2 separate regions of the Homo sapiens genome follow, and region 1 is linked to region 2. The links are chromatin loops, found by intact Hi-C in ENCODE. Cell type or tissue: ascending aorta. All regions are shown on one strand. Each heading gives the region's core, and the rest is flanking DNA. Links, peaks and the distances in the headings are about the cores only.

The links. Peaks named below come from ENCODE experiments on the same cell type or tissue, not always from the same donor. Only the 100,000 strongest peaks of a DNase experiment are listed, where the experiment ranks them.
Region 1: a loop joins it to region 2, with 2.0 times the contacts of the local background. A loop is called at or near these places in 1 of 110 quality-filtered maps.

What each region holds. Positions count from the first base shown.
Region 1 is chr6:131,775,723-131,783,986 of GRCh38, reverse strand. It overlaps the pseudogene RPL15P9. Among named protein-coding and RNA genes, the nearest start is that of MIR548H5, 12 kb to the left of the region's middle. In ascending aorta, for the core only: no CTCF peak of the experiment used is centred there; DNase peaks (open chromatin) are centred at 4,476 and 5,312; H3K4me3 peaks cover 567 bases; H3K27ac peaks cover 2,332 bases.
Region 2 is chr6:132,188,677-132,196,940 of GRCh38, reverse strand. No RefSeq gene overlaps it. Among named protein-coding and RNA genes, the nearest start is that of LINC01013, 60 kb to the right of the region's middle. In ascending aorta, for the core only: no CTCF peak of the experiment used is centred there; a DNase peak (open chromatin) is centred at 4,079; H3K4me3 peaks cover 397 bases; H3K27ac peaks cover 2,613 bases.

The sequences.
Region 1 (8,264 bases), core at 2,665-6,664, 410 kb after region 2:
TCTTTCCTGTATAAATTATCGCAGCCTCAGGTATGTCTTTATTGGCAGTGCAAGAATGGACTAACACACACATGAAGCTACTACTACCCACTTCCACATAAAAATCCCTGCTGCAATTGGGGCTACTGTCTGCCAAGGTCTGTCTGGTTTATGTAGGGGCCATGCGTTTCATTTGCCAGTAAATTAAAGAACATAAAAGGGGCTACCACCCAGGCATCCTTTGGATCTTTAAGGGTGGCACTAACTTCTGCAATTCCCTTGGTGTGTGAAATTGCTTTAGGTGTACTATATTGCGGTGGAGGCAGTTTCAGAGACTTCCACCTGGGCTTCCCACTGTATGATAGCTTTTACTGCACAGGTGAAAAACTCCAAATGAGTATTCTGACAACTACCAAGTATGTCCACTCCTATCATGCATTCAGAGACTGGGGAACTGGACACTTTGTCAATCCATGGGCTCCAGGTGAGTTGGACACGAGCCAGGATTCCACCATTGCTTGGCCTCCCATATACCCCTACTCTGCTAGAGTGGCCATGATGGGGCTTCAAGTCTTTGGCTGTCAATATCAAGGAAGACTTTAGGTTCAACAGTTCTCAAAATGTCAAGGTATATCCATTTCTTCAGAATATAGTTGCCTGTGTAAATGGCTGTAGATCCCTTTGAGAAGGAACGAGGAAGAATCATTAATATATCCACTTGCTGTGGTGTTATAGTGATCCATCCTTATGGGGACCAAGCCACTCCATTAGTCAATGAATTTTGGGTCTGAAAATTGGCTTAGGTCTGGAATCTAAACTGGAGACAGTGACATTTTAATTTCTGTATTCAACCTCCTGATTATCCATTCTTGATTTCTTTTGTAGTTTAGATGGAATGATACCCTTATTGTCTGCCCACTTATCTTGCCCTGGGAATACCATGCACTGTTAACCATATTCATAGCTCTTGGTGGCTCAGGCTCTTAAGATTGCCATTCCACAGTGTGGGTCATTATCATAATTGCACCCACCTGGCTTCTGAAGCTTCAGTGCCACCACCTGGCTTCCATTATTACAACAGCTTTCTGGGATCCCAGTTCTGTAAAGCTTCTCCTATCCTCAGCCCTGAACTCCAGCGAAGAACATCACTGAACTCCACAACTCTGGCTGGCATCCTCTCACTAGTATATTCCTTATGGGTCTGGCAAACTGCTTCCTTGGCATTCCCACAGAATATAGCCAGTTGGTGAACTTTTTGGCCTTACATTGTATATCCTGCCACTGCAGCCTGCCTGCTACCATGAGCCTCTTGATCCCCTTGCTCAACTTTGTACCGTGGAGTTGTGGAATTTCAAATAAAGTGAGCGTGAGCCATCATTTTCCCAAAGTTTTCAAAGCCAGCCTAGCAATGCATTAGCATCATCTTCAGTGGATCCTGCCAGTGTTAAATCCTGTGTTAAGGAAGAGGGCTGCCATATTGATAAATTCTTTATTGTATTGAATATTGTCTATGATATTCAATTCCCCTTAATTCAGCACACCCAGAATCCAGTTCCGTAATTTCTCCCCAGAGACTCTGGCATATGGGAACTGTATCCTGTGTCTCATTTGGTCTAAGTCCTTTTTCTCCCCTCGCAGGCCCAATGCTCACACAACTCAGCTGTGTTGTCACTTGACCCTACTTATTGGTCTGGCTGACAGGGGACAGGGAGCTACATCCAGAGGTGGGCATGTGTTTTTTTTTTTTTTTTTTTAAGGTCTCAGCTCATCTTCAAGGTGGTGGGTACTAGTCTTGAAAAAGGAAGAGTGGGCCCAGTTCTGCAGGTTTGGAGTCCTGTTTTCTAGCAGAGAATAGGTAGCTTTTGAAGGGTATTCAAAAGCTGAGATGTCTTTGTCTGAGATATGGGGCCCGGACCCCTGGCAGAACAAGACATTGTGTGATACTTCATATGATAAGTCGTTCCTTAATTCTTTGGTCATTTCTGGGAACAGCATGAAGCTATATTTTTGACCTTTTGAAGCAACAGCAGGGAAAGTTGTTACTTGTATTACCTTACGCTTTCAGTGTTTCACATCCCTTTTCATTCTTCTCATGATATCACTTCCTATCACATGCCAAATACATCCTAAGTACTTCTGTGTCCATCTGTTTCTGTGGAACCCCAGAGCAGTCATAAAACATATTTAAAAATCGTTGTTTATTAGGCTCCAGAGTGTTTGGAAATCTGTTTCCTAAATATATTTATTCACACAAGTTCCTCCTTTGGTTACAGATATTTTGTTAGATTTGTGTTTGAGGAGTGGGTGAAAAGAAGGGGAGTGGTAGCAGGAAAGAAGGAAAGAGTATGGTTAGGTTGTGCCCAGGATCCATGAATCCTAAATGGACTGCATCCAAAATGAATTATTTCGGGGGCTTCTGCAGCTGTTTGTAAATACAGGTAGTTAAGGAAGTAGCATGATATGGTGAAAAAAGGATTTGGAATCAGAATGCCTTTACTGAAGTCCTAGTTTCTCTATGGAAAGTGGGATGACTGTAGTCAAGTCATTTGACTTCTTTCTGTTGTGGTTTCCACATTTGAAAAAATGAGAATAATAATACTACCTGCCCTGCCAATTTCAAAAAGAGCTATTTGAAATATTAATTAAGATTCTGGACATGCCTTTCCATCTGGTGGCAACCATCAGGTAAGCCAAGGTGGGTGCATACAAGTACATCCGGGAGCTATGGAGAAAGAAACTGTCTGATGTCATGCACTTTCTTCTGAGGGTCCGCTGCTCAGCTGAGTACCACCAGCTGTCTGCTTTCCACAGGGCTCCCCACCCCACCTGCCCTGATAAAAGCACGCCGACTGGGCTACAAGGCCAAGCAAGATTGTAGGATTCGTGTTCGCCGTGGTGGCTGAAAACGTCCAGTTCCGAAGGGTGTAACTTACGGCAAGCCTGTCCATCATGGTGTTAACCAGCTAAACTTTGCTCGAAGCCTTCAGTCCTTTGTAGAGGAGCGAGCTGGACGCCACTTTGGGGCTCTAAGAATCCTCAATTCTTACTGGGCTGGTGAAGGTTCCACATACAAATTTTTTGAGGTTATCCTCATCGATCCATTCCATAAAGCTATGAGAAGAAATCCTGACACCCGACGGATCACCAAAAACCAGTCCACAAGCACAGGGAGATGCGCAGGCTGACATCTGCAGGCTGAAAGAGCCGGGGCCTTGGAAGGGCCATAAGCTCCACCACACTACTGGTGGTTTCGCTGGGCAGCTACTCCCTAGCTCCGCCGTTACCGCGAATACAAGTAAAGTTTGTACAATTCATACCTAATAAACAATTTAGGACAGGAAAAAGAAAAGATTCTGGACATGAACACTTTGTAAATTTTAAGGGACCATTTAGGTTGGTGATGATCTTCCTGTTGCAATTAGCATTGAATAGTTATAAACTAAAGGCAAACTATTCCTAAAGGGTGAATTTGCCACTTGAAGTGATGGTTTCTTTCCTATAAAATTTCTTGCGTTTTATTTTTTAATATTTCAAACTAAATAAATATTGTCAAATGAAACCTGGAAATATTTTATGTTTTAAATTAATAATCATTTCTAGTTTCATACCATGAATATTGAAAAAAAGTTTTTATATCCTCAAAAAAAAAAATCTACAGGGTATAACCACAGAGAAGGCAAACTGGTTTTTCCTATGCTCCTAAGCACATTCTACCCAGAGGGATAGCTGTATAAGTTTGTAGACATATCTGAGGATCCAAAGTAAACTTCTAAATATACAGAACTCCATTCAAGAAAATGATACTTTATTTTAAAGTAAAATTTGAGTTTAAAAATAAAAGTGTTTTTTAACAAGTTCCGTGCTGAGATAAACAGGCCTGCCCTCTCTCCACCTCTCCCCACTATAATTATCTTCGTTCCCCCAAAAATCACATAAGGTTTCTTTCTTGCTTAACATTACTTCTTTCTGCCTCATCCCGGCCTATTCTCACTTCCTTTGGGTCTGTTGCTCCCAGGTGACATGTAGTTTTCAGGTAATAAGCAATATTTAACTATCCTTTCTTAAGGAAGATTCTGGATATTACTTGATTCCCTTTCCTCACTTTCAATATCTCCTGTATCTGCTGTTTCTTTCTTTCCAAAAATGTATTATTATTATTATTATTATTATATAATATACATAAAGTAATTAGACCCAATAATAGTTATTATTATTAGGAATAACTATTTTGCTGATTTAAAATTACTCTTTAACTAATAGTAGAAAGAAATCCTTGAAAGATATTATCCTACTAAAGAAACAGCACGTTGAAATAATTCTCTTGGATATATAACAAGCTTGCAATGAAAAACAAGCTTATAAAAATATAATCCCTTGGCTTGCCTAGCATCCTACCTGCCCTGCCAAAGAAAAGAAAATGTGCTTACCAAATCAAATTATTCCAGTTGGTTGTTCTTCTTAACCAAATCACTGGCATAACTGCCAAATCCATTCCCTTGGGCGGCCTGCCACACACTCCTAATAGAACCAAATGGAACCAAAACACTGGACATGTTAACAAAGGTGAAACCAAGACAGAACAGGGAACTGGACAAATCCATTGTTCCCCTAAGCCCAGGGGGAAGAGGGCCCCTGCTGAGATCACCCACATTTGAGACCTATGATCCTCTGTGGGGGATGTTAGACTTTCAAAGAGGCATGTGTTTTCTTTTTGTTTGTTTGTTTGCTTGCTTTTATGAAACAGAGTTTCGCTCTTATGATCCAGGCTGGAGTGTAATGGCTCAATCTCGGCTAACTGCAAACTCCACCTCCTGGGTTCAAGCCATTTTCCCACCTCAGTCTCCCAAGTAGCTGGGATTACAGGCACCCGCCATCATGCCTGACTATTTTTTGTATTTCTAGTAGAGATGGGGTTTCACCATATTGACCAGGCTGGTCTCGAACTCCCAACCTCAGGGGATCCGCCCGCCTCGGCCTCCCAAACTGCTGGGATTACAGGTGTGAGCCACTGCGTCCGGCCACATGTGTGTTTTGGAAACAAAACATATTCAATATTGTGATAAAAGTATATAGTTGGAAAGCCAAATAAAAGTGCTTATTTTGAAATTTCAAATCATTTATTTTATTTTATTTTTTCCCAAGGAGGGCATGGATTTTGAAATATTGAGAAATGCTATCCAGATTTTTTTTTTCTTTCTACTTCTTATGAGAACTTGCCTGATGTTCTTGGCAGAGCTAAGGTCTGTATTGACGGTGTCAAAACCCATCAGAAAGTTAAAATCATGTATGCTACCAGCTTCACAGGGTGCAAGGGGGAGAAACCCAGCCTCCATAGGATCCATGGCCCAAGGCACAGAAGCTGATGGCATTTGCCTCTACCCTTCTCATCCTCAGTCTGTCTGTTTATGGAAACTGTAATTTCAATGCCCATGGTGGCACATGAAGCTCAAGTCATGTGCCTAGAGGGAGCAGAGGGAGCTCTGGATAAGTCTGGATACAAGGAGAGTTGCCATCCCAGGACAGAGTGATTTTCCACACCAATTTCCTGAGAAAGAAGAAGGAAAGAGAGGGATGAAGGGGAAGGGAAACTTGGCCACATTTATCACTGTGGGCTCATTTAAGCCTTTTGCTAAGTAAACATAGAAAAATACAGTGAAACCAGACTTCATTACTATATCCAGAAAGTATTTTACATGATTAACTGCTTTTTAGTCTCCAAATCCTGGAAGGCAGCTCTGCAGAATGCACTAATAGTTCTCAGAAAACCCATAAGAAAGTTAAAAGTACATATGTTAGTGGTGTCAGGAAATATTAATGCATACGTGTTGTAATGGTTTTTATTGTTTTTTAAAAATTATTTATTTATTTATTTTTTGAGACAGAGCCTTGCTCTGTTGCCCAGGCTGGAATGCAGTGGCACTATCTTGGCTCACCACAACCTCCACCTCCCGGGTTCAAGCGATTAACCTACTTCAGCTTCCCTCATAGCTGGGACTACAGGCATGCACCACCACACCTGGCTAATTTTTTTATTTTTAGTAGAGACAGGGTTTTACCATGTTGGCCAGGCTGGTCTGGAATTCCTGACCTCACGTGTTCCACCAGCCTTGGTCTTTCAAAGTGCTGGGATTACAGGTATGAGCCACTGCACCTGGACAAAAATTCTTTATTTTAAATATTTGTGGGTACATCATGTTGTAATGTTGGTCATTCCATACAGAGGAATAAAGATGGAAGTCTTTACCATCTTTATCAGAGTAATCATTTGGTAATTGACAAAAAGGATAAAGAATTGGCCAGTTTCTATACCTGAGATTTACTGAATATTTGAAGTTATTATTGGAATCAGTGGTGATTTCTGAGAAGTGAAGGCTAAAGATTTTATGGTCCCTGCATTCTCTACTCAAAAACAGAGCACTTGCTTTACGCAGACTTGTCTTTCAAAGACCCTGAGGATCCCCAGCTTGAGAAAGTACAGATTTGAGGGCGGAAGTCTCCCTAGCCGAGGCCACAATCATATCTATGCACACAATAGCCTAGACTCTGATTTCAGAAACAAAGTTACTAGGTTCCACAGTCCCGCCATTAACCAGCAGATGCTGAAATTACATAATTACTATATTAGGAATGCCTTTGCTTGGCCTAACACTTTACTATAAAATGCAAATATACTTAAGAGGGATGATAGAATATATTTCATCTAGTATTTGTATTTTAATGGAAAGAAGTTTATGACAACTCAGGAGCCAGTTCTGATAAGCACAGGGAGACAGGATGAGGGCACTGAGCATCTGAAATGACTGTGACGTAAGAGGGCACACACAGAGGGCCCCGTGGACTATGGAATCATTTTGCTCATTTATTCCCCAGCCTTACTTTATTGCACTCTAGCCCTGACAGCATTCTTCTCTTGGGATAGCATAAGTTATCTGGATAAAAGAAAGAGACAGAAACTTGTAAAACAAAACAAAACAAAACAAAAGGTAAACCAAGACTCCCCATGTGATGAGGCAAGTGGAACAAGCTGGAACATCCCTTGGCCAATAGAGAATAAAGAAAACCCACAATAGGAAGGGTGTGGTGGCTCATGCCTGTAATCCCAACACGTTGGGAGGCCAAGACGGGAGGATCACTTAAGGCCAGGAATTCAAGTCATTTCAGATGCTCAGTGCCCTCATCCTCTCTCCTTGTGCTTATCAGAACTAGCTCCTGAGTTGTCATAAACTTCTCTCCGTTAAAATACAAATACTAGATGAAATATATTCTATTGTCCCTCTTAAGATTATTTGCATTTTATAGTAAAGTGTTAGGCCAAGCAAAGGCATTCCTAATATAGTAATTATGTAATTATGTAAAACATGGCGAGACTTCATCTCTATTTTTAAAAAGAGAGAGAGGAATAGAAAACCAAATACCACATGTTCTCACTTATAAGTGGGAATTAAATGATGAAAACACATGGACACATAGAGGGAACAACAAACATGGTGATCTTTCAGAGGGTGGAGGGTGGGAGGAGGGAGAGACTCAGGACAAATAACTAATGGGTTCTAGGATTCATACCTGGGTGATGAAATAATCTGTACACCAAACCCCATGATACAGTTTACCTATGTAACAAACCCGTACTTGTACCCCTGAACTTAAAATGAAAGTTAAAAGAAATAAAAAATTAAAGTAAAAAATAGAGAGAAGGGGACCAAGGAGAAAACCCACAATAAGTGGCTAGGCACCCCTGAAGAAAGGTGGTACAGAAAGCACCTAAGAACACACACAACCTTTGTATGAAATGATGTTACCTATTCCCAAGGAATTCAGGCAGCCCTGATTTCTGCCACGTCCCAGCATTCTCTCTGCCCCTACCCTCCTAAGCCTGTCTTGTCCACACCCTTCCACCACACAGTGTGCTCTGCCCCAGTGACCCTTGAGTTCCTGGGCCATCCTCCTGGGGCACTGCTTTCAGGAAACTGTGCTCTTATTTAGTATCAGCATGGGGGTTACCCAGAAGACCTAACCAGGACTAACAGGTCAGAAATAGGCTGAATCTCACCAGGTCCTTCAAATTCTCACGGTTCTTCAATCTTCCCACCCCATGTCTACCAGCACCATCAAGGCTCGTATGCCCATTTCTTATGGGTGTCCGTCCATGACTTAGACAGATAGAAATTGGGAGCCTACTACATGGCCAGCCCTGGGAATGTAGGTGGGACCAAACAAGACACAAACCCTTGTCTTCCTGGTATTATAGTTTAGTGGGAAATACAGGCAGTAAGTAAGATAAATAA
Region 2 (8,264 bases), core at 2,235-6,234:
AAAATACAGACAAAGTTTATGGTTTTGGAGAAGATATGCACATTGACAAATTTAACAGTATTATGCAGGCTATGATAGAGGAAAGATAATAATATTTTTGGGTTATAGACAGGCATTTAACTGTAACCTGTGTAATCTTGCAGGGTGGGGGCTACCTGCAGATAATTACATATAGGCCAAAACCACCTAGAACTGAGTATAAAGGAGAAACAAATGCAGAATGATGTCCAAGTTTCTCTTTCTGCCTTGAGGGACCAGATGAATGATGGTGCTATTCATTGAGGGAAAATAAATCCAGGAGGAAAAGCGAGATTGAGAGGAAGATTAGGCCAGGTGCAGTGGCTCATGTCTACAATCCCAACACTTCAAAGGTGAGAGGATCACTTGAGGCCAGGAATTCAAGACCAGCCTGGGAAACATAGCAAGACCTCCCTCTCTCCAAAAAATTTAAAAAACTGAAGAAGGTCCTGCATTCAGTTTTGAAGATGTTCTTGAAGTATTTGAGAAACCTTCAAGTGGATTGGAACAATAGGTAGAGAGAGATACGGTTCTGAATCTGAAGAGATGGAGCTATGCTGGAGATAAAGCTGTGAGATTCATCAGCCTATAAAAGATACTTGAAGTCATGGGAGTGAATCAGCTCACCCAGGGATAGTGAGAAGAATCAGAAAAGGCTTAAAAGGCAAAACCCAGGCCGGGCGCAGTGGCTCACGCCTGTAATCCCAGCACTTTGGGAGGCCGAGGCGGGCGAATCACGAGGTCAGGAGACCAAGACCATCCCGGCTAACATGGTGAAACCCCGTCTCTACTAAAAATACAAAAAATTAGCTGGGTGTGGTGGCGGGCGCCTGTAGGCCCAGCTACTCGGGAGGCTGAGGCAGGAGAATGGCATGAAGGCGGTGCTTGCAGTGAGCCAAGATCGCGCCACTGCACTCCAGTCTGGGCGACAGAGCGAGACTCCATCTCAAAAAAAAAAAAAAAAAAAAAAAAACAAGGCAAAACCCTGAGAAACAGAGAAACATCATTATGTGCAGGTAAATGGAGGAAGGGAAACACAAAGAGACAGAAAAAGATTGGCCAGAGATGAGAAAGGATGGGAAAACCAAGGAGATAACAAGGGAAGTTGAACAATGGAAGTAGAAGGCATATGACAGTGAATTGAGATTTTATTAGACAATAAGCAAGTGTCAGAATGTATGAACTTAATTTTTAAAAAACTATTTGTCTGTCAAAAGGGAGGAAAGAGATAAGGTAGTAACTGGAGATTGAGAAGAATCTTAAAAGTGGAAGAAGCTTGTACACAATTAAAATGTTAATGGAAAAAACTCCCGTATAGAGTGAGGAACTTTAGATACAGCACACAGGCAAACAATCAATACAGCAAAATTCCTGAAGGCAGGGAGGAGCTGGAATTCAGATAATAAATGGAGAAATTAGCTTCAGATGGACGAGAAGCATCTCTTTCATTGTAAAGCAGAAAGAATGTTTAAAAAGACAATAGACTGGTTTGTGAATAGCTGCATATGTGATTTTGGTAGCGGGAAGTTCCTATTTTTCTAATGATATGGACAGGAGACAGGGAAATACTGGGTAGAAGAGGGTGGTTCCCTGGCAAAGGCCCCACCCTCAAGCCTGGATTCCCATAGGCCTAACTGAGAACAGGCATTCCTGTTTTCATGCCCAAAGCGTTGCCTTTTGGCCCACCACACCCCCTATCCTGTAACCATATAAACCCTGAACCCCAGGCTCCAGAATCAGAAGATGAGGAGACAAGCAGACAAATGGCAGCACAGCATGGCAGAGAAAGAGAGAAGAGAAGGAGCGACTGAGCACTGAGAGGAGTCTGACCACTGGCCAAACTCCAGGGGAAGATCATCTTCCCACTCCATCCCCCTTCCAGCTCCCCGTCCATCCCATTGAGAGCCTCTTCAACTACTCACTAAAAGCCCTGCATTCATCCTCCAAGTCTGTGTGACACCTGATTCTTCCAGGATGCTGGACAAGAGCTCAGGATACAGAAAGCTGCCACACTGGCCGTCTGTCCTTGCTGAAAGGCAGAGGGTCCACTGAGCTGGCTAATACTTAAGCCATCCACGGATGGCAAGGCTGAATGGGCACACTATAACACATGTCCACGTGGGCTCCTGCACCTGTCCAGTTGCATGCTCCCCCTCCTGTAAGAGGTTTGAGCAACAGCAGCCACCAAACAGACAAGCCACACCTCCATCTCACACCCTGCAAGGAGGGGGTCAGGGAACTCTCTTGTTTCAGTAACAGTTTTTGTTTTATATCATGATTGTCACTTATAGATCTTACTATATGCTATTGTTTTTATTCAACACAATTCATATAACTAAATGATTTTTCTCTTTCTACATAGTTTTTTTTTAGAATTTAGCATATTTAAAACATTGCTTTGAAATATAAAGTACCCAGGTATACAGATATTTTGCACCACATCAACAGTTTCATTTTTATTTCTAACTTGCATAGTTTCTGGCTTCACAGTGAAACATTAACTGGGCACCAGAATTTCCATTTACGTATAGGTCTTTTGGCTAATATCAAATGTATAGAAAATCATTCTAAATTTTAAATATTAGCTCTATTTTTCAGACGTAGTTGGCAATCTATATAAATAGCTTCAGGAATGCAGCTTAAGCTGTATTAGTAGTTTAAGAAATAAGATAACCAGACATACAGGCAAAATGCTTGCAAAAGAATATTTTTGTTTGCATCATTTTTCATACTGACAAAATTTGGATACAAAGTAAAATTCAAACAAGGAGAAAATGCATGAATGTATTATGATTAATAAAATACCTACAATTTAAAATATTATTCACAAAGGACTTAACAAATATTTATGACAATCATTGATAAAAACAGTGTAACATTAATAAATACAATATGACTTTTGTTATGTTAATGTAAACATGCATTGAAAAAATAGATTATTTGATACATTGCTACTATTGTGGTTTGTATTTTGTTGTTCCATTTATCTGTGCTTTCTTTTTTTGTTTGTTTGTTTGTTTTTGTTTGTTTGTCGAGACAGAGTCTTGCTCCGTCACCAGGCTGGAGTGCAGTGGCATGATCTTGGCTCACTGCAACCTCCACCTCCCAGATTCAAGGGATCCTCCTGCCTCAGCCTCCCTAGTAGCTGGGACTACAGGCACCCACCACCACACCCTGCTAATGTTTCTTTTTGTATCTTTAGTAGAGACAGGGTTTCACCATGTTGGCCAGGATTGTCTCGATCTCTTGACCTCATGATCTGCCCGCCTTGGCCCCACAAAGTCCTGGGATTACAGGTGTGAGCCACTATGCCCAGCCTTATCTGTGCTTTCTAAAATGGAAATATAAACATATTAGAAGCAGTAAAAATTAAATTATATTATGAGAAATATATTCTTGGATTGTTATATTTTGAGGAACATGTGGTTAAATTATTTCTAATTACTAAACTTTCAGATGATATGCACATCTTGAAATGTCTATTCTTTTATGTATCAGATCTGATATTTACCTACTTTCCATATTAATTCTGTTATAAAAATGCTTCATTTTCTAAATTTGCCCTTTTTTGCTGAGAGTTAAAACATTTATATTTAATAAAGAAAGTACGGGTTAAATGCAAAGGCCAAAAAAAAAGGGCCAATACTATTTAATTTAGAATTTGTTGTATTTAACATGGATCATCTCCCTCTTCCTTTCCTCTGGATCTTTCCAGCTGAAGCTTCTCACTCAGTCTGTGCTGTAAGTCAGAGCACGGTATGTACTGTACCTGTACTGGAGCATTTTATTATTTGTTAGAATTTTTCCTAGTGCTAGGTCATTTTGGGCAGGAAGTCATTGCCAGTTAGAAAGAAGCAGAAGGAAAAGCAAAAATAATGTACTCTAAAAAGGGTGGTATTTGCAAGTTACACATAACTGTTATTTTAAACCATCAAGAACTGGGTTTGGTGGTGGCAGCCACATCTACCCTGGAGGGTGTCATTGAAGAGAACTAGGTATTACAGGAGCCACAAGCAGACTGTGCAATTAGGGTTATGTGAAAGGATTGGGTAATCCTGCAATAGTTACTGTTACATAACGCGTCAGTCGCTGCCCAGGGATATGAGCGGTAACTGAATATTATAGCGGGAACTGTTAGCATTGATGCTGCCAAGGGTCACTAACTGTTTCCATTATAAACTTTATTTTGTAGTTGGCTTATAACCCAGACAGTTGAATTTACATCAGGTGGAAACCTGGCATTTAAATTAGAAGCCTAGAGGCACTATTTTTTTTTTTCAGTAAGAAAATTTTGAGCTAGGAGGTACTAGAGAGAACATCTAGTCCAACAACTATTTTACAAATAAGATAGAGGTACATATTTAAAATAGAAAGAGAGACATATTTAGTAGCATGCAGTTACCTAGAGGCAGAACCAAACCTAGGACACAGGCTTTTCTGCCCTCCAGATTAAAAAACAAACACAAAAACAAAAAGGCTCTTTCTCCCATCCTGTGCTAATTTAATTTATTTTTAATATATGGAGGTGCCAGAGGAATGTTGACTATCTTACAGTCAAGAGGTGTCCCTCTTAAAGTATGAAGTGACTTGCCCAGGGAAATACAACATGTGGAACAGGGAAATACAACAGAAAAGAACACAGGCCGTCTTCTGTCGCCATTTGGCATTTTTATATCCTTTCCTGCAGTCCTGTCAGCTGTCTATTCAGTTTATTCATTGATTATCAGAAAAGAAATGATGGTTAAGCCATTGATACATGGGGCTAGTTTACTGCTTCTCATAACCAAAAAATGAATCATAAATTGAGCTGGAAAAGAAAGAAGGGCTATGAAGCCAGCATCATGTTTCTGTAAAACCGCAATTCGTTGAAAGGTGAGTTCAATCAGTTAACCACGCAGTCTCCATGATATCAAAAGTGTACTGGATTAATTTTCTTTGATAAATTCTAACAATTAGTTTGTGAATATTAGATAAAGTCAGAACTTTTGATGTAAATGAAGTGATGACATTTTCTTGAGCTATGTATTACATCAGTTGGTTGGAAGTATAAATTATCAATACATCATGACATCCTGCATAGTTGGCTTTCCTGAAATCTAACCCAGAAGAACATCCTCTGTCAACTGTACCATAGCTCAGTATTTAAAAGAGACCTGCTCTTCCAGACCTGAAAGAATATTCTATCATGACGGTAGAAAGTTCATACCAAAATCACATTTGAATTTTAAAACCTATGCTGTGACCAGTATACAGCTAGTATTCCCCCTCCTCTCTCTATTTTCACCTGTGTTGACACCCAAGATCATGGAACTTTTTTTGAACATGTCTTTTTCCTTTACCGGGTGGTAAGTTCCTTTGAGTATAGGGACTATGCATTGTTTTTCTGATTCACATTCTCTCTTCCATCTACCACAGTTGTACTGAGCCATAGTGCTCTATATACACAATCAAAATTTATGTTGTTTGTTATATTATTTTCTCAGAGATATACTTCTGCAGAGCCTAGGATTATATTCACATCTCCTATGGAAGAATGTGATGATAAAGTGTACTAAGCCCAGTTTAAAACAGGAGAAATAAACATGCAGAGGAGCCTTAGACTTTGACTTTTGCTTACAATAAGTCAGAAATGAGTCGGAATATACTAATTAGAATTCCCAGTGTATAATTCGATACACCTAACCCAATCAAGAAAATTTGTCTATTGTTTGTATTTTATGCTATTTGTAACCTCTATTTCCCAAATTAAGATGTTGCATTATGTTTGTATTTTGTTTATACTTTGTTTGTGGTCATTATTATTCTGTAGCTTTATGACATTGACAGCTTGAAATTCCTACAAACCATGAAAACCATACTGAGGAAGTGGGTGGTAATTGGCAAAAGGAAAGCATAATACGGAGAGAGTTAGTCAAAGGCTGTTGTAATAATTTGGCTCTGTTAGAGGGTTCATTTGTTTTGCATTTCTTGTCCAATGTATTATAACGTTATTGAAGATGACTTCATAGGTCAAGTGTCACTTAGGAAACCTCGTATTTTTATTTAGCATGAAGAGATCCAAAGTTGCCAGAAAGTCAATATTTATCAGGGTCACTTCATCTAATATTTTTATTTTCTCCATAACCTAATCCCCATTTCAGGAGTTGACAACTTTAGTCAGTGGTTTAGTTATCCTCTTTTTGTCAGAAATGGTGTGTGCTACCAACCTAACTTCTTGTTGCTAAGAATGAGAGTAGGCCGAGGTGCATTTTCCACTGAATCACATGTCTCTGTGGTTTAAAAGCACAGATATTAGTTGACCTCTTGCCATTGCTGTCAGGTTTCAGTGGTGTTTGGGATTCTATTTTAGGAGTTTGGGACCGAAAAGTGAACATTTAAATCTTTTATGGAGCACTTGTCCTTAAGAAAAATCCATGTGCAGACACTGAAATTGCATATTAACAAAAAATGCATTACAAGGATTTTGACATGCAAATGAAATTCTCTGTGCTATTTGATTTTAAAGCCATTAAAAAGGAATACTGTTTTGAGATGAAAACTATGTGGAATCCTTGTAAATCTAAAGTCAACCCTGCAGGAAGTTGGAAAAACTGACTCATCACCCCAAATGACCTTTCTATCTCTCGTGTATACCTACCCAAAAAAGCCTTGCTGTTCTATAATCACAGAAGTGTTAGAGCATGCATGAACTCCATGTTCACCACACTTCCAGCCCACATAAAATTCCAACTGGTGACTTCTAGGAACGAATATGATTTCTACAATGCTGAGAAATAATTCTATAATGAAGTTTGTCTTTTGATAGAGATTTAGTGATATTGCTCAATTTAACCCTTCCACTGGACACGTACACATGGATATACTAACATATTTATTATGTGTAAGATGAATATATTTGCTGTATTTTTTATTCAAGTATTACTGATGCCACCTTACAGCTTATTTATTATTAATGCTACCTTAGTAGTTTAACATCCAAAACACTTTCAATACTTCATTTGTTTTCATTCCTTTGTGGTTTTGCTCCTCATTCTGGGAGATTTTCCTTGATGTGTCTTTATTTTCCAGATCACTAACCAGGTATAATACCAGGATTATTTTATTCTCAGCCCCTTTATGAATAATTTTATTTTCATAATCATGGTTTTAAAATATTTTATTTGTAGAAGCATAGTTTTAAATTCTAAGAAATCTTCTGGTTTTCTGATTGTTCTTTTTTCATAGTAGCATGTTTTTGTTTTATTGATAAAATATTCTCTGGATCATGTTGAGGATAATGATTGTTTTAAATTCTCCTTTCATAAAAATAATCCTTTTCTCCCCTATGGTATTAGTTTCCCTTTTTTTTTTTTTTTCTTTTTTTTTTTTTTGAGACCAAGTCTCACTGTTGCCCAGGCTGGAGTGCAGTGGTGTCATCTTGGCTCACTGCAACCTCTGCCTCCCAGTTTCAAGTGATTCTCCTGCTTCAGCTTCTCAAGTAGCTGAGACTAAAGGCACGTGCCACCATGCCTGACTAATTTTTGTATATATTTTTAGTAGAGACCAGGTTTTACCATGTTGACCAGGCTGGTCTCAAACTTCTGACCTCAAGTGAATCGCCCACCTTGGCCTCCCAAAGTGTTGCAATTACAGGTGTGAGCCACCATGCCCGGCCAGTTTCCTTCTTTATTTTTGTACATTTTCTCCCAATACTTGATGATAGATGTATACATAAGTTTGTGTATGTGAAAGAGGAACATAAGAGAAGGAGGAAAAAACACGAGGGAACAGAATGTTGATTTCTCCATTGAATAGGTTCATTAATCCTCCCAAAATCTGCATTGTGGTATTGAAAACCACAGTATGTGGGAGAGAGGAAGTTGTGACTCATACTTATGGATGCAGTCTAAAGTGAGGCTCAATTTGACCTCCTAAATCTGTGTACTTTGATTCAGCAATTCCATTTCTAGAAGTCTATATTAAGGGACTAGTCAAGGTTATATGTACCAAGGATTAGGTTTGAGAATGTTCATCACAGTCACAACAATGCAAGAATAATAGAATGCAACATCAAAACTGATATGCTGGATAAATTTAAGTTATGGTGATTCAGATAATAGAAAATAATGTAGCCCTTAGACATTATGTCTTAAGGTACTATTTTAAAAAGGAAAGAAAGGCTCACATGATAGTATTGGCAGAAAGAGAAAATGCCTAATAGTCTAAACAATGTGATTCTATTTAGAAAAATAAGACAAGGGAAATGT